Regions from separate parts of the Homo sapiens genome. Here region 1 is linked to region 2. Evidence: chromatin contacts called from ENCODE Hi-C or POLR2A ChIA-PET data. All regions are on one chromosome and are shown on one strand. The core of a region is the stretch at or near the end of the contact, and the rest is flanking DNA. Distances in the headings are between cores, read along the strand shown.

What was found. Hi-C counts contacts between places; a loop is a spot of excess contacts on that map. ChIA-PET counts read pairs that join two places held with the same protein, here RNA polymerase II (POLR2A). Pooled maps may share reads with other maps.
Region 1: a map of B cell shows a loop between it and region 2 (9-fold over the local background). The contact joins the promoter of SLC9B2 here to the enhancer-like site in region 2. A Hi-C loop is called at or near these places in 1 of 168 maps with a recorded cell type or tissue (B cell) and 5 of 50 pooled maps. POLR2A ChIA-PET finds 5 or more read pairs at or near these places in 1 of 52 experiments (B cell).

Annotation. Positions count from the first base shown.
Region 1 is chr4:103,074,894-103,078,675 of GRCh38, reverse strand. It overlaps SLC9B2 (solute carrier family 9 member B2), which reads left to right and starts at 1,915. Exons shown (of 12, transcript NM_178833.7): 1 at 1,915-2,492. It overlaps BDH2 (3-hydroxybutyrate dehydrogenase 2), which reads left to right. Exons shown (of 10, transcript NM_020139.4): 10 at 1-1,084. RefSeq lists an enhancer at 1,916-2,035 and a silencer at 2,146-2,255.
Region 2 is chr4:100,091,668-100,095,011 of GRCh38, reverse strand. No RefSeq gene overlaps it. Among named protein-coding and RNA genes, the nearest start is that of DDIT4L-AS1, 97 kb to the left of the region's middle. Within about 2 kb of position 1,396, at least 7 of the 41 ENCODE cell types and tissues checked have a DNase peak (open chromatin) inside an H3K27ac peak, as active enhancers do.

The sequences.
Region 1 (3,782 bases), core at 666-3,165, 3.0 Mb before region 2:
ATCATAAATGAACAAAGGTAGGAAGGAGTTTGGCTTCAATAGCTTACAGTAAAAGGAGTAAAGGAGTTCAGCCTCAAAACGATATTGTTGACCTGTTATGTTATGAAAAATAATCCAGTGTTTATACTTAACGGATGCCATCCCTTATTATTTACTATTTTCTTAGTCTAACTAAACAATCTTTATTAAAATAAGCAATGATATTTGACATGGGCCTAAGAAATATATAGTTAGCTAACAATATTGTCAGTTAGAGGGATTTCTTTTCTAAATTAAGTACAGATTTCTTCACCAAACTCCAGGATAACAGAAAAGAGGACATAAAATTTGGACATAGTTTCTGGATAAATAAATGTAAATTTAAATATAAATTATGTAACAGGAAACAAACGAAATTAAAGAAAATAAATTTTTCAAGAAAAGTAAATTTATGGATGTTAATTCTGTAACATTGTCAGGGCAAAGTTTTTTGTTTTTATTTTAATTTAAGGGTTTTATGTTTGTTTTTTACTTGTTGCAACCTCAAATGACCAAATGGTATGATGCACACTGAGATACTCAATAAATGTGCAGTGATTCTTAGCCTTTTTTCCTAGAACTTTAATATTAACATGGAAAATTCTGAAATGGACAACAAAAAGATAACACTTTGTGTATGGGGAAGAATATCATGCAGTTGATGACGGTACATTAAAATTCACACAAAAGGACATTTTGACTAGCATTCAGAAAGAGTCCATTGATTATAAGATTATCTATGAGGTTTTGGACCGGGCACTACACTACCGAATTATGGCTAACTTTGGTTTGTGATCTAGACCAAGTCACCCAATCTATCTTGGATTTTAGTTTTCTGGTTTATGAAATTAAGGAGTTAAGCTAAATGACTTGGGTTTCTTTTCGTGTATCATAATCAAAATGCTGTAACTTCTCTAGTGAATTCATAGAACACTGACTCTTACAAGTATGTCATGAAATACTTTATGCTGTGAGCAGGTATACATGTATAATATATGTATAGCTATGAACAAATAAATTTTAAATAAATGCACAACGAATTCTACAAAATGGGCTCCAACATTAACAAATGATCTGAGTTAGTCTTTCTCACAGCCGACCATAAACTATAAAACATTTTTATAAACACTATCAGCAATAAAAACGAAGTAAAATCTAGCCAAAAAATTCAATGTTCTCCAAAGTCATGTTAATCAAATCAGGTGATATATTAATGAAGTACATATGACTAAAAGGAAAAATATATGTCATTCCTGTGGTAAGAGGAAGCTGAATGTCACTAGAAATTTTTACAAGCTTTAGGAGAGGAAGAGTTCCGTTTAGGAAAATAATCATTTCAGATGATCTGAAGAAGGGTATTGGATGGAACCTATCCAATAGGTTCATCACAAAAGAGGACCTGAGAGACAAGAATGAATGGTTTCTGACTGGTGGAGAAATTTGAGGATAATCTCCCTTGCTTGAAAAGCGGTGATTAAGATTGGCACTTGCTTACAGGAGTGAAAAACAGGTAAGGGGTGCGCGCGTCTTAACACACACAAGAGGAAATACAGAGAAAAGGAAGACACAAACATGAAATGAGAATTAAATGAAATAGAATCACACTGCTGATAGAAGGGTTAAAAATCTAAAATACAACAAGAAGGGCAGGTGTTAAGCGATAAAGGGGGGCAGAACAAGTCTTTTATCCGGCCATTTAATTGGTCACCTTAAGAAAGAATCCTATCTTCCCACCGCAGCTGAGAAGACACTTCTAAGAGGTACAGCTAAAAGGTGGAGGACTGATAGACAACTTAGAGGTTGGTTTCGGGAACGATAAAACAAGTAACGGGCTGCCCGGCCTGCGCCGCGGAGTCCCGAGGAGCCTGCGCTGTGCTCCTCTCGCGGTGTCTCGTCATCTCCGGGAAGACTCGGCGCCTGGGTCCGCGCTCTCTGGGTAAGCTTTCCGGGAAGCTTTCCCGGGAGCTCGCTGGTCCTGGCCCCAGAAGCCTGCGGACCCGCCCAGGGAGGATAAGCAGCTGAAAGACCGCGCGGTGCCGCTCCGAGGCCCCGGGACGTGGGCCCATGGTCGGCCTGGCGCCACCTTTCCGGGGGAAGCCACGCGCACCAGGCATCGCACGCGGCTCTGCACCCGCGCCGCCGGACCTGAAACCCGGCGGAGGGCACACGGGGCTGCCGCTGCGGGCCCCGGACCAACCCATGCTTACTCCGGAGCCTGTACCGGCGCCGACGGGTCGGACCTCCCTGCGCGGTGTCGCCCAGCGGGTTCGTGCGAAAGGCGGGGCCGACTACACGCGGTGCCGCGCCCTGAGACCGTTTATCTGCAGTCAACGCAGCCTCCCGGCTCAGCCTGGGAAGATGCGCGAATCGGGAACCCCAGAGCGCGGTGGCTAGACCGGGCTCCGCCGCCTCCCCCACAGCCCCTTTCCTAATCGTTCAGACGGAGCCTGGTCGACTTCGCCGGAGACTGCCAGGTGAGAGGCCCCAGAGACACTAAGGGTAAAAATAAACCCAGCGCCAGCGGCGGGTACCCTGTAGGCCTGCTGGACCGGAGACGCGAGCGAGGGGCCCAGCCTTTTCTGTTTGTACACCCGGTGACGGGCGCGTGTCTGTTTACTGTTGTAAGGTGTTGGCGTGGGTTTTCTTGCTTGCTTTTATTTTAGTTCTCAGATTAACCAGAGGGGGTGTTGCCTTTGTGGACTGGGTTAGCATCCTCGAGGTGCTAAGAATCATCGTATGCTATTGACTGAAGAATATAACCTTAAGACAGCAGTAGCTGCTGTAAGAGATAAAGTAAAACATCTCAGTAACTAAACATAGTTCAGGCTTATTTCTCGTTCATGTCAAGTCCATTCACGTGTTCAGCTGTTGGCCTTCTACTCAATTATTCAGGAACCCAAACTCCTTTTATATTATGGCTTTGCTATCCCCTAAGACCTTGGAGTCCTTAGTTTCCAGGCAACGGACAGAAAAAGAAAAGCTACTAGAGGATTGCATGAGGATTGTTTCTTATGGGTGAGGACTGGAAATCACATACTATTTATGTCCACATGCCATTGACCAGACTTCAGTCACATGCCACACTGACCTGCAAGGGAGACTGGAAATGTACTATGGACCCAGGCAGAAGAGTAAACGATTTTGGTAAACACATATCAGTCTCTGACCATCCCTTAAAGGGCAGACTGCATCTTAGTCATCTTTGTTACTCTTGTGCCTATCACACCAGAGAAACTTGTTAAGGCTTTGTGAGGCCGAGGTGGGCATATCACCTGAGGTCAGGAGTTCGAGACCAGCCTAGCCAACATGGTAAAACCCCATCTCTACTAAAAATATAAAAATTAGCTGGGCATGGTGGTGCACGCCCGTAATTCCAGCTATTCCGGAGGCTGAGGCTGAAGAATCGCTTGAACCCAGGAGGCACAGGTTGCAGTGAGCCAAGATTGTGCCACTGCACTCCAGCCTAGGTGACAGAGCAAGACTCCATCTCAGAAAAGAAAAAAAAGGAAATGAAACTTGTTAAGGGATGGGGTTGTTATGTGTCTAAAGTTGAAACTTAACCATATTTCATTGTGATTGCTTAGGAATCATTTATCATCCTTTATCATCCTGTAACTAGATTACAAGATCTGAATATAGGAACTATTTAAGACCGTTCACTTCTGAATCCTCAGCTCAAGGACTGGGACGTAACAAGAGCTTAATAGCTCTTGTTTGTTGAATGAATGAATGAATCATCAGAGAGGAAAACGAGGGAGACAGTT
Region 2 (3,344 bases), core at 147-2,646:
ACAATTAGGAGGAATATAAGAAGAGGGTGCTTTGGTGTTTGAAGCGTCTAAGCCTTGGTTTCTTATTTTACACTTTCGTTTGGAGGGCAGATTGTTTTGAGTCAACATAAAGTGACTTCAGCTGAAGGGAGACTGGGATGTTCACAGTGGGCCTATAAACATTTTTAAAAACATCATTCAACGTTGATTCTGCCTTCACGGAGAGCCTACACTACACCAGGCACTGGGTTGGGCACTGTGACAGGGCTGATTCAAATAAACCCTTATGATATTTCCCTGTTGCTAAACTTCCAGAGTATTGACTGGCAATTTTTGGCCAACCTTCAAGCCTGATACATTCTTCTTTATTTGTCAATCTACCCTTTTGGTAATGTGGTAAAGAATCAAGTGTTTCTCTTCAGCAGCAATTCATCAGATAATTGCTCACTTTATTTAGTTGATGTGGACACAGCCAATCTATGTCATTCTGGTCAAAATAATACATTTGCCCTAACATTAGTGTTTTTTGTTTGTTTGTTTGTTTTTACTCTGAATTAAGCACATGAGGCCCTCAACAGAACCTGCATTAGACATAGCACCTGGTGGACAAAATATCCCTAATAAGCATTTGCTTGATTACATTCAGGCTTTAATTTTATTATCTAGAAAAGTGCTATTTCACCTTTATAGGTTTGGATTTGGTTATGTACTTTAAAAGCTTCAGGTAAAACAATGAGTAGATTCCTTTGTGAGAGCCCTCACAGTAAAACCAGAAGGCTGAAGGATACTGAGAGCATAGCCTGGATTGCGGATCCTAATTGACCAGTGCTGTGGTCTTACCTGGGTCATTTATCAGCTGTAAACAGTAGGCAAATTGTTTAATCTGAATGTCTCCTTCCTAATATTAGCATTTAGAACAATAATTCCAACTGGATGAGGTTATTTTTGAGATTTAATAATATAATAAATGTAAAGCCCATGGCATATATCAGACTTTTAATACATGTTTATTTCCTTTTTTCCCTCTCTCCTAGCAAAAATTTAACTTTGTCTTGAAGCTTGCCAAATAAGAAGGCCCCCAAAGTTGCTTGCTCTTGCAAGGATTACAGACTCTCATATTCACTCAAGTACTTAAGAAGTGTCAGGCACATTCCAAACTCCAAAGGAAATTAAATGCTGTTCCCCTGCCACCCACTCTGTCCCCCAGGGACCCCAAGCACATTAAAATAACATTAAGGCAATGATTTAAGCTGAAAATTGGGCTGCCAGGGAAAGCACCAGGCCCCAGTTCTCAGAAGCTTAGCTATACCTATGGGCACAACAGGGTGGCTCCCCTGGCTGGCTGACGTCAGAGCTTAAAGTTGTTTTTACCCCTGGCATTTGTGGGAAGGAAAGGGAGGGGTGAGGAGCGCGGGTGCCTCTTGTTCATTAAAAAAGCCTTCTGGGGACCCCTAGTGGCCACCAGCTATCATAGGTTTCTCTGCCAAAAGAAATCATGAGGCCTCAGGAAAACTACCTGGGGCTTCAATTGTATTTGTCTTCGTTCTCTCCTCAGTGATCCAAGTTTTTTCTCGGAAGTTAGTGGTTAAAAGGTAACCACTTTGTAACAGGCCTGTACAGCTCTCAAGTTTAGAAATTGGAGTTACGGGTGGCATAGACATCAAAATGATGGCATCAAATTGAAGGAGAGCTCTGAAATCCTCTTTTAATCCTCACCAGGAAAGCAGAAGGCAGAGCAAGCAGGCTGAAGACTGACAGAGAAGCATTTGCATGTCCTCCATGAGCCCTGATTTTCATGGGAACAGCTGTCTCAGTGACTGCATACAAGGTCCCACTTCTTAGATCTGTTCCCGGAGACGCAAGAGAAGAAGTAGAATAATAAGTCAAGGCTGTCCTGCTCATAAACAAATGTCAGACTCTTGTAGCTGGTGTGTTTCTGCTTCCTGAGTCTTTATTTCCCAAACCCCAGTGAACATAAGCAATAAAGCTATATCATGCTGGGGAATAAATAATAAATGATTCAGCCTCGACTCCAGGCATGTGTGGAGAATAGATATGGACCCAGCAAGGATTTATATACACAAAGCACCACGACACTCCTGGTGAGAAACTTTTCCTTTCGGGGAGAAACTGAGAAAACACAAGTTTGTTTCAAAGTGGAACAGGGGGTGATTTTGGAAACAACATAGTGTTAGTCATTCAGATTAATCTTCAATTCAGCCCTCCAAGCCTCAGTTCTTTCCTCGCAATGATGAGGCCCAAAGCTAACTCCTCTTTCGGCAATTAAAGAAGAGAGTGCAACACCACACTTAACATCCACTAACAGATGAGGTACCAGAAGCTTCAGCGTAGCCTAGAGACAGCACACTAGGCATAGCTATTAAGGACCCACCTTCAGAAATTTGCAATCTTGTGTTGTTAAATTAAATAAGCAGGAGACCATTGGCCTGGGACTGTCTCATATTTTGAGGTCCTACATAACAAACCACAACCTAATCTAGTACATAAACAAGCCAAAACCTAACTTAGGAGTATATTTTCTTCTTGCGAGTAGCCAAGTTTCAACCAATCACAAACAGCTGACCATCAAGCCAATCACAGGGAGCCAACTGATCAGATCATGCTCAAATAAGGCAGATGCCTCAACACGCCGTGGCCCAAAAAGGCAAATGCCTAGCCGAAGCCAATCAGATGATTTTTTTTCTATTTTTCTTCTGTGTTCATCCTATAAAAGCTTACTGCTTACACTGCTGGGTGGAGCTCTTAAAACCTCTTCCGGTTCTGAGTATTGCTCAATTCACGAGTTGTTCTTTGATCAAATAAAGTCTGTTAAACGAATTTGTCTAAAATTCTTCTATAACAATATCTCTGGCTTTCTTGCTGACTGTCCTGCCTTAGTGGTCACTGGAGGTAGAGCTATCACTTGCGGCATTAGCTGCGACAGGAAACATCACCCCAGGCAGCCAGAACAGAAAAGGAAAATGGCAGACAGCACAGGTTTTCAAGGACTAGCTTGTCATTCATGAGTCCTTTGAGCATGCTTTTTGTAGTGGATTCAATGGTTACACCCCAGAAAGATATGTCTATGTCCAATCCCCTGGAACCCATGAACATGATCTTATTTGGAAAAAGGGATTTTGCTGATGTCATTAAATTAAAGGTCTCGAGATGAGATCATTCTGGATTATCCAGGTAAGCCCTAAACTCAATGACAAGTATCCGTATAAAAGACACAGGGATCAGACTGACCAACATGGAGAAACCCCACCTCTACTAAAAATACAAAATTAGCCTGGCGTAGTGGCGCATGCCTGTAATCCCAGCTACTCGGGAGGCTGAGGCAGGAGAATCGCTTGAATCTGGGA